5 separate regions of the Mus musculus genome follow, and regions 1, 3, 4 and 5 are each linked to region 2. A link is a loop called in an ENCODE intact Hi-C map of the cell type or tissue named here. Cell type or tissue: heart. All regions are shown on one strand. Each heading gives the region's core, and the rest is flanking DNA. Links, peaks and the distances in the headings are about the cores only.

Region 1 (6,084 bases), core at 374-5,373, 270 kb before region 2:
ATGTTAAGTCCTATGATTTGATTAAAAACAGGTCAATCTACAAGTCACCTACCTGGTCTACTTCTTCAAACCTGACAACCAGCCATCCTGGTCTCTAGGCTGCTAGCCCATCCCCACACAACTCAACAGCAAATACATGGTACACAGGTCCTCTCCCCAACGGCTCTCAGATTCCTTCCATTCTCAATGTAGTCACTTAGGACTATGCAGCTCAAGCACTTCACATCTGAGCCCTTGCCACTGCTTCATTAAAAGTGTCTTCTTTGAGTGCAGGCATTGTGTACCTGCTAAGTGCATGGCAGCTGGCGACATGAAGCAGCCCACTGCTGTCTTTCCAGTCTCTAGCCTCTACAGTTCAGCTTTAGGGATCTGTTCACTTAATGCTTCCTTCCACCTGCAATTCTTTCCTCGTAACTTTTACTTAAAGCAATTTCTGCCCATTACTTAAGATAGAGATGAAGTCTCATCACAGGATGGTAGATGATAGATAGATGATAGACACATAGATAGAAGGATACATAGATGTTAGGTATGGAAGGATAGCTATAAAATAGATGGATATACAAACAGAAAGGTACATAGAAATGGATAGATATAAAATGGCCCCTTAGCACCCATATTTGCTGAGCTGATGCTCTTTAAGCATCCCAAGATAAAGAACAAATCTTTGCAGCTTTCATGCATGGAGAAGCATCAAAAAGACCTGGACTTGGGGCTGGAGAGATGGCTCAGTGACTAAGAGCACTGACTGCTCTTCCAGGGTTCCTGAGTTTAATTCCCAGCAACCACATGGTGGTTTACAACCATCTGTAATGAGATCTGACGCCCTCTTCTGGTGTGTCTGAAGACAGCGACAATGTACTCACATAAGAAAGAAAGAAAGAAAGAAAGAAAGAAAGAAAGAAAGGAAGAAAGAAAGAAAGAGTTTCAAAGCATCGATAATAATAGCTTACTGCGTTCATATAATGAGGAGATGATGCTTTGAACTTATATAGTACAAAGATGAGCCATGGAGGCAAGGTGGTCTCAGTGAAAGTCATCATTTCATTAAATAGTAAGAATTCAAGAACTGCCTAGTAAGTGACTAAAATCTCAGGAAAAAAGTCAACTTGAAACTCAAAACTCTCAGGAAAGTATATTTAAAAATTATGTAGTTATGTAGCTAGCTTCTTACCTTTTTTCCAGTAAAGAATTTCATGAATGAATTCTGAAAATGAGTATGTTGGGTTTTGTTTGTTCCTGGAAGTCATTTTGTTTGGTTGGTTGTTTGGTTGGTTGGTGGTTTAGTGTTTACTTGTTTTGTTACGTTTGGAGACAGAGTTTCACTCTATGGCCCAAGCTGACCTAGAACAAACTATGTGCCCCAGCCTGGCCTCAAACTCATGGAACTCCTCCTGCATCAGCCTCCTGAGAGCTGGAATTACAGGCACCCACCAATTCTAAAATAGTATACATTTATAATAGCAAACATAACTGAATGTATTTCAGATTGATTAGAAATAATCCCAACTCAGAAGCATATGTTTTAATTTTATTGATAGTTACAGACTGTATCTCTTAAAGAAGAATGACACACGCCCATAAACCCAGCACTCTGGACACCGAGGTGGGAAGAAAGAGTTGAGTTAGCCCAGGTTGTGTGGTTAGACTGTTTTAAAACAAAACAAAACAAAACAAAGAAGTATTAGAAACACTGCAACACAATAATTAAAAAGGCAGCTGGGAAAGTCACTTAAATTACAGGGTTCCCAGAAAATAAGACACCAAATATCTCTGTGTATAACATTAGCAAATAGCAATACAAAAGCATTAACCAATTCTATCAGACTACTAAGAACAAAGCTTCAAAAAAAGAGTTTCACAAAACATTTTTCAATATATTTGTATCCAGGCTAAAGAGTTAGCTCAGCAGTCACCAGCACTGGCTACTCTTGTGGATGACCTTGGTTCGATTCCCAGCACCCAAGGTAATCATCAGCAATTCCAGTCCCTAGAGATCACATACCCTCTTCTGACTTCAGGGGGCAGCAGGCATACCCATGATGAACAGACATATGTGTAGAAAAACACCCACATAACAAAATATTCTTTTTAAAATATATGTGCATCCCCTTTTATAGAAAAAGCATCAATTAAGGGGGCCTCTAAACTCATTTTACTAATGTAGACAATCCCTCACATTGCCCAGTTTTTAACTTCAGTTCTCAAATTCTTATGGCAGGTGAACCAGTTAATTAGCTTCAGACACTAGACTAATTAGAACTCTTCCCTAGTTGGAAAAATAAAAGCTTTATCATTTGAAACTCCGAAAATACATTTCAAAACCTTTCCAATCCCTCTGGGCACTTCCAAAGACTCATAATCTAATTAAAAGCCACAAGCAGCAGGCAGGAAAGATCACTCCTTTGTGTCTATCTGCTATCAACTGACACAAAATCAATTCCAAACTCCCAAGGGAATGTAAGGTCAGAAAAGGTAAACAAACAGAAGGAAATCTTCACCTAAGTAATTCAAAGATTAAAAAGCTATAAAATAATACAGTCTTAGCCCCGAGGTCGCAATGAACCTCGTGTGGAAAAGTAATCAATAAAGATAACAAAAATATACGACAAAAACCCTAAGAAAATAAACTCAAGCAGAGTTATGCTGAGCTGACCCAGTGATGTCGGGTCATCGCACGGAAGATTGTAGTCTGAGTTTCCAACTTCAATAACCCTCAGATGTGGGTGGGCATGTGAGAATGAGCAAAAGCCGGTCTATGAAGTCAGCGTTATTAGCACAGCCAGGGTATATAATGCTACAGATTGCGGTTTCAAACAACGAAAGGGGCAACGGGGCTACAGACGGACAGATTGAGATCTAACATTTCCCACACATACACTCTTTTTGTTTTAAATGAAGAGAAACAAGGAAGAGTCAATGGGATACGGCGGCTAGGGAGAAAACCTTTCCTGGTCAAGAAGGGTAGAACAGCCGGCCACTGGAAGGCTTACAGTTCAAAGGGCGAGGAGGAGTCGTCAGAAGATAACCCTCAGGAGGAAGCAGAATCGAGAGAGGCTCCAAAACCCTCCAGGAACCCAGACGGTTGGCCACGGGTCTGCACCAAGGGCAGGGCCGCCCCCAGAACCGGCCATTCGTAGACTACAAACACCAAGCTCCAACCTTCTCCACTCCGCCAGCCTCGAGCCGACCCCTCGGCGACACGGGACTGGATAACTGTACAGCCGCGCAGGAGTCCCCACACCAGACGCGCGTCGGCTCCAGCAGCCGCTCCGAACAGCGCGTACGCACCGCAGGACGTGCGGCCCGCGGCCCCGCGCGGCCACCGTAGCACAGCACACCGAAGCCTCCGCAGGCCGCGGTCCTGCAGGAAGCCCTGTCGGAGACCCTAAGCTCCCGGGCTGCAAGCTCAGAGCCTAGAGCAGTTCATTTGTGAGGGGCAGGCCCAAGTTAGATTTACAGCTGTCCCTCGTAACTGTAACTACTGGACTTCAGCTACTACCCGCCACGCACGGTGAGCGTCTGCGGTTTCGGGACTACAAGATCCAGCATGCACAGAGCTCTGGGTCCTTAAAACCAAGCCCACTTGGATTAAAAGACTAACAGTCTGTCTACTCCAAGGCAAGCTGTGGTATGGGGTATTGATTACATCCTGGTGGAGCATTCAGTTTTCACATTCAGATTCATGTTAAGAATTACAGTACAGGACCTGCCTTTAAAAAAAAAATCGGGAGAGATATACTAAATGATGTCAACATGTAATTCTACTAATATATTGTTTTCAGTAACGCAGACTGTTGGAGCAATACATAAGAAATAAGAGCAGAAACTACAAGGGGGAAAAAAATCAACAATCTCTGCTACCAGACAGTTAAACAGTTAAACATCGAGAGAATGAACGCCTTCTGGAATACAAAATATGTTCTTTGAATTTTAACTGTTTCACGATTAGAATTGAGTGGCGTTTTATTTGAAGATAGGGACTTGCAATACAGCCAGACTGACCCAGAACTCATTATCTTCTCTCAATCCCCTAGTGTTGGAATAAGAGATCTGTGCTAGGACGCTGGGAAAGTTATTTCATGTTAGTCTCATGAAAACAGTTGCCTAGAATTAATTACTAGAGCAATTTATTCACCAGTCACATGGGCCGGACAGGGGTATAACAAGACAACAAGAGGGTCATTTATTAGCATAGATAACAAGGTATCTGCTCCTTTGTCTGCTTGGATAGTTTGTTTCATATTTTGAAATGCAGAACACTTTCTGATGACTTGGAGAGGAGATAGCACAGATCTCACAAGCTGTCCTTCTCATAACTTCTATAAGGACTTGTATGAGGGTTCTCTAAGAAGCAGAACTGATAAGAGGAGTGTATATTAGACTTGCTTACAGGATGTGGTCCAGGTAGTTCAACAATGGCTGTCTCACACTGAAAAGGCCAAGACTCTGGTAATTGGTCCATGAGGCTACAGGTCTCAGAAATCCCATTCTGGCACTTGGATCCTGGAAGATTCCTGGAGCACTGTCTTCATTTCAATTCCAAAGAAATTGGATTTAGTACTGGCAGCAACTGGACAAATAAACTTGCCAGCAAAGGTGGGGCAAATGGATGTAGAACAGTTTCCTTCCTTTTTTTTATTTGGACTGCTACCAAAAAAATGTGGTCTAAATTTAGAGTGGGTCTTTCTTCTTCAAATAATCTGATTAAGAAAACTCCTCACTACAGTACCCAGCAGCTTTGGTCTGAATTAATTCTAGATGTAGTCAAACTGACCACCGAGATTTACCATCACACATGTGCTACCAGAATGGCTGTATTTTAATTTTTTGTCATACTATATTAACAAACCATGAGAACCGAGGCTTGGATTTATATGCTAACTATAGAAAAGTATGGTATATTATATGTATACCACAAGCAGAGGCTTTCTGCAGATTTATGGTAAAACAAACTTTTTAATTGGTTAGAAAAGGAAACGGTAATGCCTTACATTTTTACAGTCTCACAAGGGAGTCACAGAGGGACTTTCTATTCTCTAACACTGGCAAGGAATCCACTACCATATAAACCCCTTTCCGACTCCAGTGTGCTAAATTATGCAGTACAAGCAAGTAAATATTTAAAATCTATGATCATGGAAAAGAGTCTGCTGCTTTTCATACTCATGCACCAAACTGGAATTGCAGTGGGAGAGAACATTTCCAGTAGTGACTGGGTGGGAATGCTGATGAACTATAGTTAGGGGGAATGGGATTCACTGGTGTTTGTGGTAAATAAACACTAAGTTACAGTGATATTAAGGAAGCTTTTGAAATATGCTTCATTTCTGGTAGACATGGTTCTAAAGCAGTTTTAATGTTCAATTGTGTAAAGGAAGAGGGGTTTAAAAGTACATAATTTATGTAACAGACTGCTTTTTAGAGATTCTTAGAGCTGCAGCTCCCAGCAGTAGTCTTGCCTGTAAATGTGTCTTTGTCTACTTCAGCCACTTGCCATATACATAAGAGTCAAAACTGGACAGACTGCTCATTTCAACAGATTAGGGACAAAGCACTTATTAGCTGTTCCTGGAGCAGGGGTAGAGTTGATAATTAGGAGATAATTAGGAGAAATGTCAAGGGGAAAGGGCAGAGAAGAGAGCTTCCGCTTTTACAAAGTTAAAAAAAGTGTATATAAACTTGACTGCGCAATCAAACATTTGTTAAATTGTAACCCTTTATTAGCTGATCTACCTTCTAAAAGGCAAGAACTGCCTTTTGAACCTTTCTGTCCCTCAGGTCCTAAACACTGTATTTTGTACAAACCAAAAAATTCTCAAGAGTTTCTTTGTGTGCACAACCATGCGAGAGGCTCCACAGCATCCTTCTCATTAATACTGTTAACTCTTGTTAATGTGCAGGTTTTAGTGTTGTTTTGTTTAGGGACAGGGTTTCTTGTAGCACAGGATAATCTCTGCCTGAGTATTTCATTGAAGGGGCAGTATGACCAAGGCAACTCTTATGAAAGATTTAGTTAGGGCTGGCTTACAATCTCAGAGGTTCAGACCATTATCATCATGGCCAGCAGCATAGCAGCATACC
Region 2 (6,084 bases), core at 355-5,354:
CTCTATATTCAGAAGTTTTTTCTTCATTTTCTTGAGAATCAGTAAAGTCTAAGGCTCTTTTAGTTTCCTTTTTCTGAAAAAACTTCAGAGACAGTCTGTTTTTCTTGGATGGACTGCCTCTTGAAAGCCCATTACTTTCACTAGGTATGACGCCAGGCATTTTCTTTCAAAATTGCAAGGAGTTGACGAGAATTAACTTATTGAAGGAAGCTGTAATCACCAATTAAATCTATTAATCACATACAAAAAGATTTCATTAGTCCCCAGCTATCATATGTAAGTGACAAAATTAGCAACTATGAAAAGATTTACCAAAAGAATGGAACAAATCAGGACATCTTATTTCAAAACCTAATGCCTGACAGTAGACACTTAAGAGTTTATTGCTTATCAATGGTTCTCAACCTTCCTAATGCTGTGACCCTTTAATACAGTTCCTCATGTTGTGCTGACCCCTAACCATAAAATTATTGTTGCTACTTCCTGACTGTAATTTTGCTACTGCTATGAATGGTAATTAATGTAACTATCTGATATGCCAGATATGAAATCCCCTGTAAAAAAGGTTGTTTGACACACTACTGGGGGGTCTTGACTCACAGGTGGAGAACCACTGGCTTAAATGCCAATGATACATATATGCATGCATGCAGACACACCCGCACAAACTTCCTTTAAAATTGCTACTAAATTCTTATTACCATAATGTGGGTATACATATGCATATGTATGGGTATGTGTATATGTACATGCATTAAGAGCCATATCTCAAAAATATCCATTTACTAAAATCATTCATACAATAAGAAGCAAAAACTCTGGGCCAGTGAGATGGTCCAGTGGGTCAGGGCGCTTGCTGCTAACCCTACCAACTTGAGCTTAATCCCAGGGACTCAACTTCTCAAGTGTGCCCTCTGAACTTCCTGTGCACACCCATACACACACAAAGTTTGAAAACAATAGGCTTAAGCAAAATTTCATTTTCTATATACAAAAATAGCAACTGAACAATGGTAAAAATCAGGAATGAATAAGAAACCAAAGTAGTAGTGGGGACTACAGTCTACAAGGCCACTTGTAGTCAATGTGAACTACACATACAAAGCTGGAACAGAGGTCGGAAAAACTTGCCCGTCTCATGTGTGCTAAAGATTACAATATACTTTAGTTTTCCAACTATGCTCTGTTTTGAGACAGGGTCTCCCAGTGTAGCCCTGGCTGGCCTGGAACTCAAAAATCTACCTGCCAGCCTCTTCTCCCCAGTGGGAAGTCCTACGGCCAAGCTACACCCAGCTCCAATTGTTTCTAAGCTATGTGACTAGAAGTTTCAAGGTAAAACTTTAAACGGGAGCGGGGGAGGGAGGAAGAGAGATACGGCAATACCTGTGATACTTTATAGAAATTTATTTTTTATTTGGAACATCTAGAAGAAAGATAATCCTTCTATTCCAATATTCCAAAAATATGAACGAGTTTCAAATATAGGTACCCAAGTAGTAAGTAGTTGAGGTACACACAAATTGATTCAAACTCTACCCCTAAACATTTCACCCCAGTTCACTGTACACTGCAGGGAAACCATTTCTGGGAACCAACTCAGGAAAAACTGGACAACTGGCAAAATTTCCCATCTTATCTGCAACTTAAATTTTTGTCTCTTGGCCCCTTAAATGTTCTTGATGAAATGACCTGTTAGGAATGATAAACCAGCCTTCGCAAAACTGTCAGACTTCCCCCAAGCACTAATGACTCCGGAAAGGTGTCTTCCTGGGAGCCAGTGAGAGAAAAGTCATCAGCCAGCTCAAACAGCGGCCGTCATCTCGGCCAGCCACCCAATCTGGGACCCTCTAAACAGCCAGCCAGCACTGATGGTCACCAAGAGCGCGACACTTTCCCGGGTGCCCAATCTTATGTTCTCCACGTCCCTTCTCAGAGCTTTCAGTCAAAAAAGCCTCTCCAGAACTATAACCCAAGCTTCGCACAATGAACTTAGCCCTAAGTCTTCTTGACCAAATGACACCGTGAATCCTCAGTCCCACTACTTTTCAAATCTGTGTACAATGATAGGATTCAACTCTTCTTTCAAGAAAAACGTGAAACAATAAAAACAAACTCTTGGGCGCAGGGTTAAGACACGTGGCGCCGTACACACTTCTGGAGAAACTGTAAGTCAAGAAAATGCGCGGTAAAATTTCGCAAGCCCCGACCCAGGACACTGCGATCACAAACATCTCTTCTCCCGGCCAGCCTCTCCCATTACGAAAGGCGTGGGCAGAGGGGCACTTGGGTCCTGGGTGTGCCACCCCGGGGGTCGCCGCGCCCGCCGGCAGTCCCTCGCAGCGCAGCCCGAGCCTAAGGGGCCCTCCCCACCGTCAGCACCTGCCGCGCAGCCCCGGGCCCTGAACCCCGGGCGCTCCTTACCCGGTCATGGCCCTTCGCGAGTCCGCGGCGCCGCCGCCGGGGAGACCAGCCGGGCAGAGTGCGGGCGCGACAGGTGAGCCCGGCCGCCGTCCCGGGAGAGGGATCGCTGGTGGGCGCCTCCCGCGGGGGAGTGACCATTCGTCCGCGGAGCGGGAGCCGGGCCGCCGCTCGGTCCTGCCCGCCGCGGCACCACTACATCCCCGGCGCAGCCCGGCCGGGAAGGCTACGGGCGCACAGCGGTGGCGGCGCTCCCGAGCCGCAGGGTCCCCGCACGGCCGCCGAGGGGGAACTTGGCGCGTTTTCCTCAGTCTCAGGACCCCCGCGAGTGAACCCCCGCCCGCGCCAGCGTCGCGGCTGGAGGTGGCGTCCACGGAAAGTGCCGGTTCTCCTCTCCACGTTGCAGAGGCGCGAAAGGCGCGAGCCGCCGCGCGACCGCCCCTCGCCCCCGGCACGCTCGGCTCCGGAACCAGCTGGAACGGTAGTTCCTCCCGGGGCCTAACGGGTTCTGCAGTTTAAACAGCGCAGGCAGCGGCACGGGCAGCTCGCGCGGGTCCTCGCAGAGGCGCGCGCTGCGCAGGAGGCCGGGCTGGCGCGCAGGAGGCTCACTCGCTCGCTCACGCCCTCTTTTTTTTTTTTTTTTTTTTTTTTTTTAATTCTTTTTAAACATTAGCACTCGCGAGTTGAAGGGGAGGGAGCTTACGGGTCGGGAGATGGGACAGGGAGTGACTGGGACAAGCCCCTTCCTCAGGTGCTCAAATGCGCCAATCCAGGCTGAACAATTTCCAAAACCTCATTCCTCCGCCCCACCAGGAAGAGCCAATCAAAAAGTACCTATACGAATAAAACAATTAGCCGGCAGAGAAGACAGTCTGACCAATAAAAAAAGTACAAGGAACGAGGCCCAGCCAATCCCGGGAGAGCATACGGCGCCCTGGAGCGGCTCTTTGCAAGCTCATTGGCGCTCCAGTGCGCGCTTTCTCTGCCGAGGTTAGGGTTCCGCTTTCCGTTTTGTTAGCATGGGGAGGTGGCGAGCCCGGAGGGTGTGGCTTCTGGGCCGAGGCCCCGGTGCAGGCCCGCCTCTTTCTTTCTTTTTTTTTTTTTTTCTTCCCCCTCCTGGCGTGCCCTCTCCGGAAGGGTTACCAAAGACGCTCGGAAAATGGCTGATGCGCTTTGCTAGCTGCTCGGCGCCCGCTGGGCGTCCAGTTTACCGAGGAAGCCGCGGTCCACCCTATCTCAAGTTGTGCGTTAAGAATGAGCACTGCCTTAGCTAGACAGTGCACAGCCGAACGCCTTGGAGCCTCGGGTCCTTCTCCCCTCTCGCAGGCTGCACAAGGGTTTTAGTTCTCAGGCTGGTCTCGCGGCTGGAGCTTCAACGGGTTCTGGCGCGAGCCGGTACCGAATGACCCACAGGCAGCCGCACAGCCTCACCCGGTTTGGGCTTGGTTCTGTATGCTCTGTCTTTTGTGAGATGATCTCACAGTGCGGTACTACAGCTGATGAGAACTCAGTACAAATCCGTTCAAGTGGGGTTTTTTTGTTGTTTTTTAAATGTCCACTGTGTGCGTTGCCCTGTTTAATGCCCATCGTGAGTTGGTCTGTTGAATGGCCACGGTGTGTGTTGCTCGGTTTAGTACCCACTGTGTGCGTTGCCCTGTTTAGTGCCCTCCGTGTGTGTTGCCCTGTTTAATGCCCTGTTGAACTATTTTCAGCATGGTAGGGATAACAAGCGAAGGGAATGTACTCCATGATCTACAGTCTACTGAAGACCGAAATTAAACTGGTGATTTGAAATAGTGTAAATGGTAGATTTTTTTTAAAAAGGTAACCGTTTGGTCGTTTCGATGGGATAATGAAGACTGACGTTTCAGCAGACAGTTCCAGGAAGTGTACTTTGAATGGCATGGAGGGGAGGTCCATTTGTGGGAGAAGATGAGCTGCACATCACACGTGTCCATAGCACCGGGAGCTTTAGAAGCTTGGTGTTGGAAATGAGGACAGGATGCTTGGATAATAGGGAGTCTAAGTACGACGGTAGGAACTGTAGTGAAATGGGCGTATGTGGGAACAAGCAGGATGCACAACTTTCCAGGGTCAGCTGGCAGCCTGAGGAGTTCCTGTCAACTTTTAGGGACCTTCGCCCGGTCCAAACTGGGATTCGTGGCTTAATTCCAGAAACTCATTTTCAGACTTGCCAGTTTGTGAAGCAGATTTGGAGTTTAAAGATACTTTACTGTAGGGGCAGGGAAAGATAAACTACGAAAACATGGCTGTAGTGGAAGGATCCCAGAGAGACCAGTCCAAGAATGGGCACAAACTCAAGGGACAATCGAAACTTAAAAATAATAATAATTATAATAATAAAAGTCATTTATAGGATTTCAAAGTTTCTATTTCTAAAGGATTTCTAAGAAACCTAAAATGAGATCATTGGATGGTTTCTAGAAGGCTCCTGACAGGGTTGGGGTGGGTAAAGTAACTATCCAGCCCTCAGAGATACGAAGAGTTAGGAAAACAGAACTAAAAGTTCATTTAAGATTCTTAGGCGATGTCTAAAGAAAGGAATGAGGCTCTACTCAGCTCTGTCTCCACACTCCAGCCTTAAACCTGGGTTACTGTTACTTTAGCATTAAATATCTTTGTACCAATATCACTGTGTAGGCAGCCTTACCGCAAATGAGTTGGAATTCTCAGCCATCAGAGGCTGACCAAGGGGCTCTCTTCCCTGTCTAAGTTCCTTCTCATAATTCCCCCTTCTGTCCTGTTAAAGCTCTTATTAAATTCGCTGAGTAGCATTGAATAGTACATTGGAACTAGTAGGTAGCAGTGCTTATACCATAACTTGTGGTGGGGGAAAAAAAAAAAGCTAGACCTCAGAGCACAAGCAAGAAGAACCACGAAGAGGATGATTCAGAGTCAAGGACTGAATGGTGACTTGAAATACAGTGACAGTGGAAATGCTAAGCTGGTAGGAGTCGCACCAGGTACAGTGGTGCACACCTGGAATCCCTCACCAAGGAGGCTGGGGCAGAAGAACTGCCAGAAATTCAGTGGGTTGGCATGCTTTCATATATTGAGATATAGGTGTTGTGGTGTGTTCCTATTATGCAAGCACTTGAAAGGCTTAGTCAAGAGACTCGTGAGTCACAGCCCATCTTGATTACATAGAGAGACCCTGTCTCAGGAGGAAGAGGAAGAGGAGGAGGACGACAGCCACCAGGGTTCAGTGGGTAAAAGTTGCTTTCTGTGAAGCCAAACAACCCTGAAACCCACAGTAGAAGGATAAATCCATCTTCCAAAAGTTGTCCTCAGACGACACAAGTGCTGTGGGCTGTGCCTGTGCTCACATTTATACAATAATTTTTTTCTTTTTTTTCTTTTTTTTTTTTTTTCCGAGACAGGGTTTCTCTGTGTAGCCCTGGCTGTCCTGGAACTCACTTTGTAGACCAGGCTGGCCTTGAACTCAGAAATCCGCTTGCCTCTGCCTCCCAAGTGCTAGGATTAAAGGCGTGCGCCACTACCGCCCGACCCCATACAATAATTTTTAAACAGACAAAAGTTGCCTGGCATTTCATATTACCTAAGGAGACCAAACACAGCCAGTAAATACACAGGAAATAAAGCTAGAGTTAATAATTTAAGTCAGTCTTAGGTTGTTGTCCTGTG
Region 3 (5,999 bases), core at 1,000-5,999, 200 kb before region 2:
GTAAAACATTACATTTGCTAGGTGTTGAGACAGTGTGAAAAGGGATAGGACTAGGCAAAAGCTTGGACATAGAGCCCAGCACTAGTTCGACTTTGGGACTGCAGTGAACCTAAGTATATGCTCCAGCCCTTCCTTCCTCTGGGCCGCCCCTATGTGGCCTTGACAGAGGCTCTTGGGGATGGCAATATATATTCATCTTATTGTATGGATTGGTAGTATTTCCTAAGGACCAAGTTTGAAAAAAGAGCTGTGGCTTATGCTACCCAAAGCTGAAGGAGAATACATTCTGCTTGCAAAGTCAGAACTGTATCTCATGAGGCAAATATTCCTTGTACAGTAGCCTCAGAGCCCTGAGCATCCCCTAACCCAAATCCTCACTGGTATTGCAATAAAAGATAGGACACAGAACTCATGGGACTTTTCCTGCCCCCCCCCCCCCGTACCGTATTCCTGGGTCTTCTGTTTGAGGGCCTTTCAAACACTTGCACATCTAATGGGAAGACTGTCCTGAGCGTTTCCTGCCCCATTAATGTACACTTTTGAGGCTACTCTTGGGAAAGTGGTTTTGGCTCCTGCTAAATTGTTTTGTTGGCTGGAGCTTGGGTCCTGAATGCCAGCCAATAATCAGACTACTGACATTTCCAGAAAAGCAAGGGTTAAACTCTGCTCACTTCACACACTGCCTCAAATGCAGCAAGCAGTCTAGGGGGGAGTACCATGATTTCTAAATTACAAAACTGATGCTAGATGTACTCAGCCAACTTCCTAAAGTATCCAGCCTCACCACTGAACACACATCATAAGTGCATAAGAATTTACCTCTCCAAGACGATTCCCTAACTCTTTGAGGATAGAAATAAGTCTTAATTACATTGTATTTCCAGGAATGAACATGTACATTGACTGACTGAAGGCCTGTGTCAGGTAAGACTAAATAATATTATCCAATTCAAGATAGCTGAAGGACTGGCGAGATGGCTCAGCGGGTAAGAGCACTGATTGCTCTTGTGAAGGTCCTGAGTTCAAATCCCAGCAACCACATGATGAGATCTGATGCCCTCTTCAGGTGAGTCTGAAGACAGCTACAGTGTACTTACGCATAATAATAAATAAATCTTAAAAAAATAAAAAGATAGATGAAAAGAAAAAAGGAAGGAAGGAAGGAAGGAAGGAAGGAAGGAAGGAAGGAAGGAAGAAAACTCTGAACTGAATAAACAAAACCCCTAGCAAAGTCCAGGGCTCATGTCATATAAGGGGCCATAAGGAGCTCACCTACAGGATTTTTGCTCTCTTCATTGCTCTGTGTGGCTCTGAGTCCAGAAGAAGTTAATGATGTGAAGTCCCTGGTTCATGGTCCTGATGCTCTTGGCTTGATTCATGTGCCTAACCTGAGGCTGGTCCATTTGTCAGGACCAGATCACCCCCCCCCCCCACACTCTTAAAAATATCGGTGAGGTAATCAACTCCTCAGAGAACAGGGGACTGAGATGCATGTACATGCATGCATGCCTGTAAAGGGTTGTGGGGCACATAAACACTGGGCAGCCAAAGCAATTCTATTTTCATTTCCATTGCTGAGGTCTGTGTATCTTTCCTTTAGTTTGGATCTCTACGGCATATGGGTACTGGCTCACACTGGACTTGGTTAGTTGCAGGACAGGTCTTCCTGAGGTCAGGGTCACACTTCCTGTGTGGAGTCTTCCCCAGACTCCATTTCTCCGGGTACTTTTTTTTTTTTTTTTTGAGCCGCTTGTTCCATTCCTACTGTTTCCAGTAAGCTTCACAGTGCATGCAATGTCCTTTCAGACTCTTTGGCAACTAGTGAGTCATGTATACAAAGAACTATTCAAAGCAAAATGTGCTCAGTCTCTAAGAGAGTACTGAGAAGATGTTTGTCAAGCAGAGATAAAGGCCTACAACATCTGCCTGGGAGCATGAAAGCAGACAAGCCATCCAGAGACTCTGAAGCACCAAGGACAAAGTCAAGTATACCATGGATATTGATAACACCTGCGAGGAAACTGTAGCAGCTAGGTAGGTACCCACTGCAGCCCAGACCCCACACTTAGACCTTGAATTCAGTGCATCTTCACACTATGCTTGCAACTAAGTAACACTGTTCCGGTTGTTTAAGTAATTTGCTCAAGGTCACATGGGGAGGAGGCAGAAAGCAACTGGGTTTCTATCATGAACAATGGAAAGGTCTGGAACAGTGTTACAGCAAAGTTAGACTTGGAGCAGCTGTATCTTTCCCCATGGACTCAAATATTCTGAAAACAGAACCGCAGCTAGCTCACATTTGGGCTCTAGCATACCTGCATTTAAGTACATGTTAAATATATACCCACCTCGAATGGGCTATCCTCACCGTAAACCAGTGTTTTAAAGGCATCCAATCACCTGGTTCAAACCCAGGTTAGGGTACAGACGGGAAGTCCTGGACCCACTTAATGAGTGCTTTCTGTTCTGTATGACTGGGCAAGTGACCAGGCTTCAAGCTGAAGGTTTCGCTATGGTGAGAGACAATCTAACACGCTCCACAAGGATACAGAGGACATTTAGTAACTGCAAATAAGGTATATTAAATTCTTAAAACATTTAGGAGGGAAGGTGTCACAAGAAGCCAAAGGATTTTTCTTAGTTTCACAATTTCAGAACCCAATGCATTAGAACAAGACTGACACAGGTTCTATTTATAGAACATCAAAAGGATGGAAAACAGTTCATCTGATGGATATGCATGTACGCATACATATGAAATGAGAATGCCAGAGTAACTGTAAAGGACTCACAAGAGAATTCTTTACAGGGATAACTGTTCTTGGAGAAAAGGGCCTGGGCTCTGGGTCTCACGTTCACGGGAGGAGCTTGCCATGTGTGACCAAGGGCAAGTCACAGCTTCTCTGAGACAATTTTTTTCTCTCTAAAATGGAGCTAAATCTACTTCAAAGAGCTGTTGTGGAGATTAAGTAAGATCATGCGTGTAAGCTTGGCCATGCACCACAAATCAGCGATTATCACACCACCTTTGTGGGAGAGTTCTTTCTACAAAGAAGAGCCATTGTTTCTCCAGCTAGACCCCACTCACGAGGTCGGGGCGTGCAAGAAAGGTGCTTTAAACTGCCTGGAGTCAGGAGCTGCAGGAACCAAGCCGCAAGGCCCTTTCCATTTCCTAACCTTCCCTTTGGGGAAAGCACAGCCCCGCGCGCGTTCGGCGGCTACGGTCACGGCCCCGTCGTGGGTCTTCCCGGTCGTGGCGGCAGGGCAGCGAGGGCTCGCGGCCCGGTTCCACACCCGGCGTCGCATCAGCTCCCGCGGGCTCCGGCGGCCTTCCAGCCCGGCCTCCAGCCGGGATTGGCGCGCGAGGCGAAGGGGGGTGGCGGGGGCGGGGGCAGAGAGAGGTTCCTCGTGCGCGCCTCCTCGGCGCATTACGGTACCCTGGTTCCGCGCTCCAGCGGCCGGCCCAGCCTCGCGGTGGGGTCCGGAGAGCCGACGGGCGAGCGCGCGGGAGGGAGCGCGAACGGGAGCGCGAGGAGGAGGAGGCCGCCCAGCCCCGCGTCCAGCCCCGCGTCCAGCCCCGCGCCGCCGCAGCCATGGCGGAGCGCCGCGCCTTCGCTCAGAAGATCAGCAGGTACGCGGCGGGGAGCCCGGCCGGGCCCCCGGGGTGCGAGGGTGGGTGTGGCGCGGCCCACGGGCCTTGCCGCGCGGTCCCGGGCCTGCAGTCCGCGCCCCGCCAGGCCCGCAGGGCGTGCGGCAGCTCGGCGGTTCTTTGTGTCCGCAGTCGCGTCCTCCCCGGCGCTCCACGCCCACGCCCCGGCTCCGGGCGCCCCAACAAAAGGAACTGGCGTGGAGGCCACGGCGCTCACGCACCCGTCGCCACCGCTGACAGCACCCCGGACGCCCCGCCCGCCCCAGCGGCTCCGCACCCACGCCTGCACAGGCACACTGAGGCCGCAGTGCAAAGTTATGGGCTGCGGGACATGGGAGCACCCCACTTACCCGTGGGCTCGGTGGGCGTTCTTTCTCTGGCCCCAGAGGAAGATGGATGACCCGACCCGCACTGGGCTTTATGCGTGGGCCTAGGAGTAAACCACCCACCGAGGATAAGGTTCCCCAGCAGTTTACCTCCCTGTCCAGATAAAAAAATGGAAGGATGTTTGTAGAATTTAGCTATGGGATGTACTTATGGATAAGGAACTAGGCATTGTTTGTTTGTTGTCTCATTAAAGCCTTATTTCTGCGACTTAGGCTTAAAGAAAGGCAACATTCAGATGAAATTTTGTGATGGCTGTATATATTTCTGTGGTTCTGAATCTTTTTAGCTTGTTGATATTTGTAGAAGGTTTTTGGATATGTTGGAGAAAAGCTTTTATTAGTTTCCGGACCCCCACAATGTTAAGGCTTTTGGGACACTTTTTTTTTTTTCCCATTTAAAACTAACATCTCATTGCATCTCTGTCTTTGGCTAAGATCAGATGTAAATGAACCCTTTTTGAGTTTTAAAATATGTATTTCATATTCTTCTTAAATAAGTTCTTAGGAATATGGGTGCTACTGGTAGACTAAGATAAATTACAATACTGAGTGTTTTTAAAATCGGGACCTTCACCAGGTTGTTGAAATTCTCTTGCATGTTAGTTGTCTCATCTGAAAAATGGTAATAATGGTATCTAGCTTATTGGGTTGTCGTGAATTTTAAATGGTCATTTTTTTTATAAAGCACTTAATAGTGCATTGTCCATATTATCATTGAACATTTGTAATTGGGATTGGAAAGTATGAGTTTTTGTTTTGGGGTCTTAAGGCATGCCATTAAAGGACACATTTTGTACAATTCTTTTAAATAGATCTTAGAGTTTATATCTCATAAAGTAAGTACACCCTTGAGGGTAAGGTATGAAATATAGATAGTGCCTCTTCTCTGTGAATGGAGATATCAGATGGAACTAGTCTCAAGACAGAAAACAGACTCTGTTGTGGAAAGCAGCCTCAAACGTGAGTCAGGCTAGCCTTGGAAGTTACAAAATCAAGGCAGGGAAATGAAGCCTGTGCTGTTGCAGGAGACGTTTAGGTAGACATGGCAGTGATGAGTGATTGCGAGTGGAAGTTGAGGAAGAGTGGGGCCATGCGCCTTTCCTGCCACCCAGCTTTCCAGCTGTGCAGCCAGCTGAATGATAGAAGGACATCTACTCATATCTAGAGCTGTGCATAGGAGGAAGTGGTTTCCGAATTGGGGATAAGATTGGATGGAAGTGAGGATTCAGGTGTAGACATCTTGGCTTTGGGGGCTTATATAGCATTAAGTGGAGACATCTATTAGCTTTTTGGTACTGGCTTGAGACGTAGGAGAGAATGGGGACCTCGAATTCAGAACCATCAGGAAGTAGACGATGAGTGAAGCCTGAGATGCTGATAGGGTCATAGAGAGAAAACCAAGGACAGAATGCTGTGCGCAGTTAGTAGGTATCTATTATGGATGAGTATGGGTCCTCCTTGTTACTGAGTATCATTAAATAAGACTTCTGAAGAAACTTACTGAGTATCATTAAATAAGACTTCTGAGGAAACCGGAGCTCTGCTTTTAAGTTTCCTGCCAGCAGAAACAGCACAGTGTTTCTGGGGATACACTGGGGTTGACAGCCTGGCCCTGCCACCCATTGACTAAACTTGACCAAGTTACTTGATTCCATTTCTGTTTGCCCTAAAAGTGGCGATAATCCTAGAACTTTTCTCATAGGGTTGCTATGAGGTTAAAGAAACTAATGTGCTTAGAATAAAGCCGTGTGTGCAGTAATGCTTAGTAAATAGCAGCTATTTCATTTTTGTAATGTATATGAAATGAGGCTTAGTACCTTTTCTTCAGAGTGACAGTCTTTTCCATAATATATGCATATATGAAATTCATTGCTCTGTGAAAACCTACTGCTGTGTGAAAAAAAAATCATGATGGTCTAGAAGTCTTTATAAAGAACCATGCTAGTCAGCTTTTTCTGGCTGAG
Region 4 (6,084 bases), core at 782-5,781, 540 kb after region 2:
GAGTGCAAACTTGAAGAGCCACTTTGGAAATCAATATTGTGGCTCATCGGAAAACTGAGCATTGATCTACCTCTCTTGGGCATATACTCAAAGGTCACTTCATCCTACCACAAGGACACTTGCTCAGCTCTGTTCTTCAAAGCCTTATTAGTAATAGCCAGAAACTGGAAACAAGATATGTGTTCCTCAGCCAAAGAATGAATAAAGACAAAATGGTACATTTACACAGTGGAGTATTATTCAGCAGCTGAAAACAGTGACATGAAATTTGCAGGTAAACTGATAGAACTAGAAAAAAAAAAACCATTCTGAGTGAGGTGACTCAGACTCAGAAAGACAAACATGGTGTGTACTCACAATGACTATTAGCTGTGAAGTAAGGGGGGGGGGGGAACATAAGTGAGGATGCAATGAGCTCTCAGGGAAGGGGAAATAGAATAGACTTCCAGGAAGGATTGGGGCAGGTATGGAATAGGAGTGATGAGGGTCGGGGAGAAAAGACTGGGAGAAACTGTTGGAATTGAGATGTATTTCAGGGTCAGCTAGAAACCTAGTGCAATGGAAACTCCATAAAATTTATGAGAGTAACTCTAGCAACACCTCCTAGTCAAGTAGGACATGGATCCTGAGCAGGCCATCTTCTGTAACCCTCAAGTGGAGGGATTTAGGACACCAACCCAGTCACAAAACCTTCAAGCTACAGTTTGTCCTGACGTGAGAGTGTTCTGGGACAAAAGCCTAGCATAGTTGCCATCAGAGAGATTTCATCTAACAACTGATAAAAGCAGATGCAGAGTCCCACGGCCAAACATTCGGCAGAGCTCAGGAGTCCTGCAGATGAGGTGGGAGGAAGGGACTAGAGGCAACAGGGACACCACAAGAACACGATCCACAGGATCAACTGACCAGGATTTATGGGCACTTACAGAGGTCAGGGAGCCTGTAGGAATCTGACCTAGGTCCTCTGCACATAAGTTATGGCTGCGTAGCTTGATGTTTTTGTAGGAATCCCAGCAGTGGGATCCCTGACTCTTTTTTCTACTCGTGGGGGAAACAAGACATACTTTCCTCCTACTGGATTGCCTTGTTCAGCCTTGATCTGATATGAGCTATGTGCCTGAATTTATTGTAGTTTGTTATGCTGTGTTTGGTTGAAGTCTCTGGAAGGCCTCCTCTTTTCTGAGAGGAGGCAGAGCAGGGGCAGGATGTGTGTGTGTGTGTGTGTGTGTGTGAGAGAGAGGGGGGGGGTTGGGGAGAGAGAAAGAGAGAAGACTGGGGAGGGGAGGGAAACTAGTTGAAATGCAATCTATGAGAGAAGAATGAAAATAAAAAATGAGGCTTAAGTTTCTATCAAATTTAAATAATGTAGCAGCTATGTGATCATGGTAATTTATGTGATCATGAGACTGCAAAACAGAGAAGTTACTTTATTACAGACGTAAGAGGCTTGTAAGAGGAAGTGACACATCATCAATACTTTAATACATCATCAATTCAAGAGTCAATTTTCTGTCCATGGGATGCAGGGGACTATGTCCAGGGACTTGTGCTTGCTAGGCAACTCTACCACTATCCCAGCTCAGGAGTCAAAAGTTTTATAGTTTCATTGCTGTCTTACAGAATCCTTTTAATTCTTTTAAATTTACATATTGTGGAAGAGAATAAAGATAATCACTAAAGCCATAAAATAGATCCAGTAATGGGATTAATCAGCAAAGCATCAGCAGTTCTAAGTAATTGTTTTAAATCTGTATTAAAATTGATACACAGATCAGCAGTATTCTTGCACTCAGCAGGAAACCATCTAATTCTATCATAATTTCAATAATCCTGAGGCACAGAATTGCTTCCTTTAGTCCTTTGGGTTTATGTTGTATTTTAAAAAATCACTAGAACATTCTGAGTCCAAGTAGTAGTTAAGTGGAAAGGTTCTTTTATCATTGTGTAAGATGTATAACTGATATTCTGTCTTTTTCAATATTTATTTTTATTTTATGCATGTGAGTGTTTTGTCTGCTATTTCCACCTTGTGGGTCCCAGGGATTGAATTCATTTGTCAGGCAGAGCAACAAAGGATTTTACCCATGGAGCCAAATATGTGCATAGAGCTTGAGAAGGCTAGAAGGGGACCTTCAATCTGGAACTGGAATTACAGGGCTTTAGCCAATACATGGGTGCTAGGAACCTAACCTGGTTCTCTGTAAGACCAGCAAGTGTTCTCAACTCCTAAGCCATCTCTTCAGCCCAATATTCTGTCCTCGAACACTTGTCCACTATATAATGTCTACAGCAATCTAGAATTGCACTTGGGTCACTTCTAGATAGTCTAAATCTAAATTCTTCCAACCCTAGGGAAACCCTCATCCTTTAGAGCCTCCAGGATCAACACTGGTGCCCACCAGGAGCTGGGGCTCATCAGAAGGAGCAGTTTCTGTCTCCTTGTGAGGGTTCTCAGGGAAGCTACTAGAGAAGACTCCCAAACGTGTATTTTTTTATATAATTATTCAGTTTTTTAAAAAGTGTGTGTGTATGTGAAAATCCGTTTTTTTTTTTCCATCATGTGGGTTCCAGGGATTGAATTTAAATAATTTTCAGGCTCCGGAACAAGTGCCTTTACACTCTGAGCAGTCTCCCTGGGACATGGGCATGTTTTTATTATTATTATTATTATTATTATTATTATTATTAAAGTTTCCATGCTTGCTTTGGCAGTACATATACTAAAATTGGAACGATACAGAGATTAAGATGGTCCCTGCTCAAAGATAACAAGCGAACATATTTAAACAACAACAACAACAACCCTCGAAAACCTCGCTGATGTAGCTGTGCCAAGTTATCCTAGGGAGTAGCCTTTAGAAGCCCTAAGCTGCGCCACGGTTGCCAGGCCCCTTTAAGGCCCTTCCTTCTCTAGGAGGCGGAACCGGAAGCGCGAGGACGCGGTGCCCAACATGGCGGCCGCCTGGCCCGCGGGTCGGGCTTCCCCAGCGGCGGGGCCTCCGGGCCTTCTCCGCACCCTGTGGCTCGTGACGGTCGCCGCGGGACACTGTGGGGCTGCTGCCTCTGGCGCTGTCGGGGGCGAGGAGACACCCAAGTGTGAGGACCTCAGGGTGGGACAATATCCTCCGGAAAGCCGCCGTTCTCAGGCGGTCAGCTGGACCCCGGGCTGTGGGATGGGGACCGTGGCCTCCGCTGTGGCTCTAGTGACCATTGGACCCCGGGAGGTGAGGAGGGCTGTGGGGACGAAGGGCGAGCACCGTGGGCTTTCCCTGGACCGATCAGTGGTTGGCACTTCCTTCTCCGATTGACCATGGATTTTACCGGCTTGCCCACTTACTCACACACACACACACACACACACACATCTAGGTTGTGTCCCAGACACAAAAGATGCGAAAATTGTTCGACGCGTTCCTGAAAGTTTGCAGGTGTTGAGGGAGACAAGTAATTACTAGTGAACCAATGCATGTGTCTCACTTGTCATTAACGTAACATATATCACCTACAGCCATCCTCAGATGGCTTCACTTTGTGATTTTAGACAACTTATTATTATGTTTTAAAATTAGAGATCCTCTTGGATGTTTTAAAATGTAATATTTGTATTAGTTCTTTGTGAGAATTTCACCCAGTGGATTTTGATCATATTCAACCTCAAACTCCTTCTACATTGTCTTCCCTCCCACTCCCCCTTAACCTCGACCCCTACCACACACACTTAAAAAAAAAAAAGAAAACTAACACAGGGAGTCAGATATGTGCTGTTCATATCTACAGTGGTATGGGGCTATTCGCTGAAGCATGGTTGCCTTACCTGGGACTTAAACCTATGACTCTCTAACTTAGCAGCCATCAACTGGCCATAGTTAGGGGTGGGGGCTTTTGAATGAGCAAATAATTTAAGTCTAAAACATACTTATACCAGTGACTACCAACTTAAGGGAGCATTTATGCTAATTTAATTACCACAACAGTTTCGTTGGGTGTTTATTTACAGATGAGAAATCTGATTTAGGAATGGGTGAACTGTCTTATTACATTAGCGCACCGCAGAGCAACAAGGTGAAATTCGTGTTATACTCAAAAAACTATGTTTGAACAAAACTTTGGGTACTGACACAGTGCCTCAGACATTTGTGTACAGATCCTCAAACCTGCAGAAGCAAGAAAGAGTCTTAAGAAAAATCTTACAATTAAGAGAATCTGCCAGGCAGTGGTGGCCCAAGCCTTTAATCCCAGCACTCGGGAGGCAGAGGCAGGCAGATTTCTGAGTTTGAGGCCAGCCTGGTCTACAGAGTGAGTTCCAGGACAGCCAGGAGAAACAGAGAAACCCTGACTTAGAGAGAGAGAGAGAGAGAGAGAGAGAGAGATCTGTGAGTTAAGGAGAGCATGCATTAGATTTGCACAGATTACCTCTAATTTGCTTTGCCAACCCCATTATGCAGGGAGTTGCTGACATACTGAGTTTATCATTGTCTTAGGAAAGATGAGAGTGTCCTTCTAAGAAGTATTTGAGCTGATTATGAGCTATTGAACCCTTGTGAGAAGTGACTGAGCCTGTAGAACTCTGGTGACAACTGAACATTGCCTTAATGACAACTAACTAAAGATGACCTTTCCAGAAGTGATTCAGAAGTCCAAATAAGGGTCCACCTGTGACTAGAGACACCCTGTATGCACCATACCTATCCCATTGCAGTGTGAACCATACAATCTTTGGACAATAAAACTTAGAAACATTCTTATTGTTCTAACATCTATTCGAGAGTGGTTTTCAGTAACTTAAGATCCTACTGGAGCCACTGACCACAGAGATAACAACTACAACAGATGCACAGTATCCCAGCTTTGAGTCAACAGATCTGATTTGGCTGCCTGTCACTTACATGACTGGATAAGCCACTCAAAGTTAAACACTCAGCTAGTGCTTCTGTGGCATAGGAATAACAATATCTTCCTCATCTGTTTGTGTTACATGGAATTAAGTGTGAATTAGTTGAATCCAGAGCTCTGGAAACTGATCTGTTTTTAAAGTTAAAAATAATTTGGTGAAGATTTTTAATTTGATGCTGCTTTCTGTCTGTTCCCGGATTGATATTCTTCGAAGATGGCATCATCTGCTAGAACTTTTGATAGAAATTTATTTTATGACTTCTATACAATAATTTAACTTTCAACTATTTTCTAGGGAACACTAAAAAAGTGTATTTGGGTGTTTTGTTTTGAGATAGGGTCTCAACATAGCCCTGTCAGACCTGGAACTCATTCTGTAGATGATGACCTTGAACTCGAGAGATCTTCCTGCCTTTGCCTCCCAAGTGCGACTAAAAGCATGCACCACCACAGCAAGTTTAAAAGTGTAATTGTGTCTGAGTTTGTTGATTAGTACAAACTTAAAGCCTCTCTGTACATGTGAATCAGTAGGAGTATGTAAGACATTTAAAACATAGTGTTTTATGCTAGAAATATAATTCAAATTTCCTTAACTTTTTAAACATATATTTGTAAAGAACCAAAAATAAATGATGCTACGCAAGAACCAGTTAATTGTACAAACTACACAGCTCATGGTAAGATTTCTAGAATCATGTCTTTGAAATGTTTTATAAAATTTTACCTATTTCAAGTAACAGTGCATGACCCCTAAGGGTAATTAATAAATGTGTTTTATGTTGTGTTAGATAATATTGTTCAGTTTTTAGAATAATTTAGATTTGGAAATTGATTAAAATTGTCAACATTCAATTAATTAGTTGGTTAACTAACTAATTAATTTTGTGCTTGTGATTGAACCCAGGGGTCCTTGCATGCTCCTGCAGAGTTATAACCAGTGTCACTATTTAGGTTAAGAAACAAGTTTTCTTAATTATATAATCTGGGGTGTTTTTATGCATATTTATTGTATAGCATTAGAATCTGTTATATAGATCATGCTTTTAAGTTTTTAATTAAGTTTATGTTTAACTGATTTATAAAAACTAACTGTTGTATATTAGTTGTCTGATAAAATGGTGTGTGTGTGTGTGTGTGTGTGTGTGTGTGTAATACTTAAGTCAGGATAACTGTATTTATCCCTGTATTTCC
Region 5 (6,084 bases), core at 622-5,621, 260 kb before region 2:
GGAATTCTAGGGGCGGGTTAAATTCTGCCCAATTGTGTGTGGTTGGCTGGGTTTTTGTTTTTGTTTCGTTTTTGTTTTAAGACAGAACTTCTGACCCTCCTGCCTCTACTTCCTGAGACTAGGACTACAGGCAGGCAGCACCACACTCAGTCCATGTGGCCCTGGGATCAGGCCTAGGAATTTGTTCACACCAGGCAACACTCTTCGGGGCCACATCCAGAGCCCATCAGTAGTACTTTAAGATTCATTTTGCTAAGGGCTCATTTTGATGGCTTGAAACAAGAATCAGTACTAGGGTTCAAGTAGGTCAGTAATGTGTGCTACATGATGGATATTCCTTCCCAGAAAATCACCAATGGGCTATAAGTCCTAATCTGTATTTCAGATTACCCAAACACCAAAGCGTTTGGGGTGGCTCTAGCTATGTGCAAGGTATCAGGCTCTTTCTGGATAAGCTGCCGGGATCCCTTCCAGGGCAGAAATGGGAGACATTCTTCTGATGGTGTTCTCTATAGTACGGCTGCGTGTCATGGACTTGGATACCCAGGAGGCATCACCCAGAATCACCAGAGGACTTCTATTCAGAGTCTGGGTATCCAGATGCAGGAAAATGATTGCCACGGGACTGCTGTTGCCACCATCTGAGTTTCGCCTCCATCAGGCTAATCATTAAAGGCACTGTGTGGGTGTCTTTCTGGAACAAGCACTCCCATACCAGTGGGAAGGAAGAGAGGAGAGTCACAGTGGACCAAGGCCAGGACAGCTCCTGAAACACTTTGATCCTGGGTCCAGTTCAGTTTCTCATTTTATACTTTAAAAGCACAAGGTGGGACAGGCAAGCAAGCCAGATTTTGAGAAGCATACGTGACAGCCAGCAGGGTGTTAAGGGCGATGACCCACTGTTTCTGTTGTTTTTCCAGGTCATTCTGTTACAGGTAGCAAGGGTAGTCGTGCTTGGCAGATATTCAGTCCAAACGGTGCTTTAAATAAATCACTAAATAAAAAACATAAATCAGAATTTAATCATTGATCTTTTCTAACGTATTCTATTTCAACATAAACCAATGAACACAAAATGGTACGTAAAAGCAGTGGCAGAATTTAAATACCAAGGAAATAAAGCTGCCAATCAACGGGTGAACTAATGGACTAAATACAGTTTCTGTCAGAGGAAACATAAATACCAAATAACTATTTTTCTAAAGTTCAAAATCGCTTGTCAGTGGGGAAATGAAAAATTAAAACTACTTTGTGCTACCACCTCACCCCAGTCAGAAGGGCTGTCATCAAGAAATCTGACAAGAGATGTCAAGGGGGACATAAAGAAAGAAGAAACGTAGTCACTGCTGATGGGATGGATGCAAATTAATACAGCCACTAAGGAAATCGGCATGGAGGGTCCTCCGAAACATCAAAAGGGCAACTACCATGTGACCCACATATCCCACTCCTGGGTAATGGCTGAGAGAACTCTGTATCCTACCATAGAGAGATGTACACATCGGTGTTTACTATTGCTCAGTTTACTGTGGCAAGGCAGTGGAAGGAATTAAATGTCCATCATCGACGACCAAATAATGAACACCTGCTACAGTTATAAAACAGAACATAGGGCTGGAGAGATGGCTCAGCGGTTAAGAGCACAGACTGCTCTTCCGAAGGTCCTGAGTTCAAATCCTAGCAACCACATGATGGCTCACAGCCATCCATAATGAGATCTGATGCCCTCTTCTGGTGTGTCTGAAGACAACTACAATGTTATTTTTAATAAATAAATAAATAAATAAATAAATCTTTGAGAAAAAAATAAGATAAAACAGAACATTATTCAGCTCTAAAGAGAAAAGACCCAGGCATGGCATGGTGGCACACAACTTTAATCTCACAGATGAGGAAACTGGCTGGCTGAGAATGAGTGAGTGGAGACAGTTTGATCCACACAGTGAGCTCCAGGCCAGGCAAACCTCCATCCACAGTGAGACCCCTGCCTCAAAACAAAAACAGAAACAAGCAAACAAGAAGGCTTGAAAGGGTTTCAGGACTGGAGAGACAATGAACAATAAAGCATATGCCACTTTTCCAGAGGACCCCGGTCTGATTCCTCGTGCCCACGGGATGCTTCACTTCCAGCTGTAGCTCCAGTTCCAAGGTATCCGCTGCTGACCACTGCGGGCACCAGGCATGCGAGTAGTATACATAACGTGCATACAAGCAAAACACACATAAAATGATTGAATAAATCTAATACAAATCTTAAAATAATGTAACAGTTAAGAAAAGATTGCAGGAAAAATGGATGGAGTTAGATTGTACGATATTAATCGAGGTAAACGTCACCCGTTACTCATACGCAGATCCTAGCCTATAGTGTGTGTGTGTGTGTGTGTGTGTGTGTGTGTGTGTGTGTGTGTGCGTGTGCGCGCGCGCGCACGCGCACACGCTTTACATGAGACTACAGTAGAACATTTTGGAAGGAGAGCAAGCATGGGCAGTGTTGGACGACAAGGAAGGACAGGAAGCAGCCAAGGACACGTGAACCACGAAAGGATAGCAGCTAATTGGTTTTCTAGTTTTAACTCTGTCACAGAGTTTTCTTTCAAGCAATTCCCAAGCATGAATCTACTTGTCATAAATTGGGACTGATGTATTAATGGCACCCTCCTTAATTATGAAGCATAGTGCCAAGTTTCCGTGGAGCAAGCTTCCACTGAAGTTGTGCTCAGTCTCCTTTACTGGAGAACAAGCAAGCAGGCATAAAACCCCAGTGAATTAAACCTATTTCACCCAGTGGCCAGTAGATGGCGATAGTAACTTGATATTTGATTTTTCAGTTCCTTCTAAAAGGAACTTCTAAAAGTGTTAAAAAAAAGAACACTTTTTTTTAAAAAAAAAATGGAGTAGACCTACTTCTGCAGGAATTATGGAATGAGTTAGCCTATATTCAAATAAGACTTAACATCCACAGTAATAAATTCACATATAGAGGTATCTGTTCTGTCAAAAGCTCCATATTTTAAACTTAATATTGTTAATAGCTAATAAAATAGTTCTGAGACCATTTTTAGCTGGGACCTAGAATTTCAATTGTTTCATCTGTCTGTCATAAATAAATGGATTCTGTGTGTGTGTGTGTGTGTGTGTGTGTGTGTGTGTGCATTAGCGTGGGAACGTGCCGGTTCGATTTTTATTATTTCCTGCAACATTAGACCCCTCAACTTATTCCATAGGTGACCCTAAATCTTGGATATCCCTTCAAACATCAAGATAATCGTTCGGGCCCTTGTACCCATTTCATTGGTTTCGGTTGGAGGCTGTACTCAGGGAGGTCACAGAACCTTGAGTGAGACGCCAAGACAGTTCCCACGGGGAGGCTGACCTTGGAGCCAACAATCCCAAGAGCTGAGGAAACAGTGTCTACTACTCACAGTGCTCACTGGTTTTGGCATGCCACCAAATCCATTTCAGACTGGCCTTTGAAGAAGAAAATGAGATTCAAGGAGAAGAAATTAAGCTGGAAAGAAACCCTAAAGCCAACTGGAACCCACCAGTCAGCTTTGCCATGGAATTCTTAATTCCATTTTCCATATAGACTGTCTGAAATTGGGGTTCTGTCCCTTGTGACCTCCTGGTTAGCGCTCGTACTGTCTGAAGCAAGCAGAAGCAAGCTGTGGGCACTGTTTTCTGGCTCCAGCACCTGTCACAGTGTCTGTGTTACAAGCAATTTGTTTTCACACCTGTCTCTCTAACTAGACTTGCAAAATCCCTTCGGAGACTGTACTTGATGCATCCTATCTCACACATCAATAGCAATGCAAAAATGAACGTAATTAGTAAGCTCTTACTGAATTAATACAAAAATGCAAAACAATAAACAGTGCCTGAGCATAGATTTGGAGCTCACAGATTGCATAAAGAAAGAAAAATACAGTCCAAAATTGACTTTACAGGCACAATTCTTGGGTTCTCAGACTTCACATTTCTCTTAGCCTGATCACAGTTATAACTCAACCTAAGATCCTCAGATTCAATTTATTTCTCTCTCTCCTTTACTCTCCTTCTGTCTAATATAACTGAATTCAGAGGTGGAATGAACTTGCTGTGACTTCTCTTGGTTTCTTTTCTTTGATTTTTCTGTTGTCCTTAAACTCATAGGATAGCCAACCCATGCTTTCCGTTTTCCTCTGTACTTGTTACACAAGAAGAGAAAGACATCTTTGGGAGCAAAAAGCTGTCTTCTCAGAAGCTCCAACATATGCATTTTTGCATCTAATTAGTCTAAAATGATTAATAAGGTCAAGGTAAATTCACCCAATGGGTTGGCAAATTGATAATTCAATGGGCCCAGTGAAGACAGTCTTCCCAGGGCCTGCTTCTGGAACTGAGTATGACCCGTGACTAAAATTAGGATAGGGTGTTCCACAAATGAACATTGGCAGAATTGACACAAGGATCAAAAATAGATTCAGGACAGCAAACATAACAACTGTAACAGAAATCAACGCTGGGGTGGACGCCAGAAGATTCTGACACAAGCCCAGCAAGAGACAGCCAAGCCCTGGGCAAGAAGTCAGTAGAGTTCATAGAAGTGGCCAGACTCAAACGCTGCTCAAAAAACGGGTGGATGGTGCATGATGCCTAGCTGGCTGGAAAGCTGGAAAGTGGTTATCAATCACAGATGACTCCAAATGGGAGTTTTTTTCTTCCAGGCGGACACAGTTAGCCTGAGTTTTCAGATGTACTAGCCTGGGTTTTTACAGCATTGGCTAAGCTAACCTAAAGAGCTCTCACTGGTTCCTATGGAGGTTCTTGGTGTTCCTGCTGTGACACACTGCTTTTCTCTGCCACACTCCTTCAAACATCAAGTTCATGTCTGCATCAGCTTCTTCATGCACTGTACTAGACAAGACTAACTCAACAACACAGTCAAGTTCGAAATTATTTTGAAGTAGTTTTTGAAGTGTCAGAAACTGGCTCCTTTACAATAGGAGACACAGCTGGGGTGGCTGCCCCGCGGACAATTCCCCTGTGACCCTTTCCAGCTAGAGATCTGAGATGTCGGTTCAACCTCCGGACTCCCCGATAGTCACAGGGGTTCAATGTGGTGTTTGGGCAGTTGGGGGGCATAGAGTTCTTTTCTAAACAGTTTTCAGTTTGAAGCGGAGGAAAGAAAGTCACAGGCTGGGGGGTGGGGGTGGGGTGGATCCAGCAGTGAGAGAGCACTGATCCAGCATGCTTGAGGCCTTGAGCTCAAGCCATCAGTGCATGCTCACACAACAAACCCAAGATCAAGCCAGCTGAGAAAGCCAGCATGGATGAACCGGGGCCCATGAAATCCTGCCCGAGTCTGAGGTACTTGATGAGGTGTGGGTAGGGAGCGTCAGTTTCCTTCAGGGTTGCAGCCCCTGCAGAGAATAACCATGCTCCGTAAGCTGCCTTTCATCCATGCACATGAAGTTGGGAAGGAATAGTGGAAGCGGAGGTTAGGAGAGAAATTGGACGCGAGGAGATGGAGGGGTAGATGTAATCAAAATACATCACGTGAACGTGTGAAATTCTCAAAGCAACAACAACAACAACAAAAATCATTGAAGAAACATACTCAGAAAGGAGCAGGTCACTGGAACGTCGGTGACAGGTGTCATTTATGTCCTGGATACTGTCATCACTGTGACCAGATCTGTCGCTGACCTTTCTGTAATCTGATCACGTGCTCCGCCGAAGCTGAGATCTCCGGTGCCTGGCACATGACTCCAGGCTCCGGCTTATTGTAGAGCTAGAGACTTGATTCGAAGGAACAACGACAGGGCCCAGCTTTCTGTGCCCACAGGAAATAATTTTAAAACCGGACAGAATGGGCCTCAGACCCTGGTCCTGAAGCAGTAAGTCGTCACTGATCTCTAGGCAGAGAGAACAACACGTGAGCTCCGTGACCGCCCGGTTTCTCTACTATGACTCAGGAATTGGGAACCCCGGTAGGGCCTCATATTTTCACTGAGCTCAGGGTCTGGGAGGGCTGAGGTAGCGAGAATCTGAGAATACGTGCTGCACATCAGAGAGGAAATTGCTGCCTAGAGGGATTGGCCT

Evidence for each region. Hi-C counts contacts between places; a loop is a spot of excess contacts. Peaks named below come from ENCODE experiments on the same cell type or tissue, not always from the same donor. Only the 100,000 strongest peaks of a DNase experiment are listed, where the experiment ranks them.
Region 1: it touches region 2 in a loop (8-fold over the local background); 21 of 42 quality-filtered maps call a loop at or near these places.
Region 3: a loop joins it to region 2, with 3 times the contacts of the local background. A loop is called at or near these places in 4 of 42 quality-filtered maps.
Region 4: it touches region 2 in a loop (2.8-fold over the local background); 2 of 42 quality-filtered maps call a loop at or near these places.
Region 5: a loop joins it to region 2, with 2.8 times the contacts of the local background. A loop is called at or near these places in 21 of 42 quality-filtered maps.

Annotation. Positions count from the first base shown.
Region 1 is chr4:99,191,362-99,197,445 of GRCm38, reverse strand. It overlaps Atg4c (autophagy related 4C, cysteine peptidase), which reads right to left and starts at 3,512. Exons shown (of 11, transcript NM_175029.3): 1 at 2,994-3,512. In heart, for the core only: a CTCF peak has its summit at 2,055; a DNase peak (open chromatin) is centred at 3,315; H3K4me3 peaks cover 1,819 bases; H3K27ac peaks cover 1,215 bases.
Region 2 is chr4:98,920,581-98,926,664 of GRCm38, reverse strand. Usp1 (ubiquitin specific peptidase 1) reads right to left here and starts at 2,855. Exons shown (of 9, transcript NM_001301414.1): 1 at 2,422-2,855; 2 at 1-229. The coding sequence starts at 160. In heart, for the core only: no CTCF peak of the experiment used is centred there; DNase peaks (open chromatin) are centred at 3,314 and 4,414; H3K4me3 peaks cover 4,147 bases; H3K27ac peaks cover 3,436 bases.
Region 3 is chr4:99,118,357-99,124,355 of GRCm38, reverse strand. Dock7 (dedicator of cytokinesis 7) reads left to right here and starts at 3,431. Exons shown (of 50, transcript NM_001369286.1): 1 at 3,431-3,631. The coding sequence starts at 3,594. In heart, for the core only: no CTCF peak of the experiment used is centred there; DNase peaks (open chromatin) are centred at 3,385 and 3,885; H3K4me3 peaks cover 2,432 bases; H3K27ac peaks cover 1,570 bases.
Region 4 is chr4:98,380,104-98,386,187 of GRCm38, reverse strand. Tm2d1 (TM2 domain containing 1) reads left to right here and starts at 2,923. Exons shown (of 7, transcript NM_053157.2): 1 at 2,923-3,118; 2 at 5,497-5,570. The coding sequence starts at 2,952. In heart, for the core only: a CTCF peak has its summit at 2,993; a DNase peak (open chromatin) is centred at 2,937; H3K4me3 peaks cover 1,413 bases; H3K27ac peaks cover 866 bases.
Region 5 is chr4:99,179,543-99,185,626 of GRCm38, reverse strand. No RefSeq gene overlaps it. Among named protein-coding and RNA genes, the nearest start is that of Atg4c, 11 kb to the left of the region's middle. In heart, for the core only: a CTCF peak has its summit at 2,781 (motif pointing right); DNase peaks (open chromatin) are centred at 3,376 and 4,506.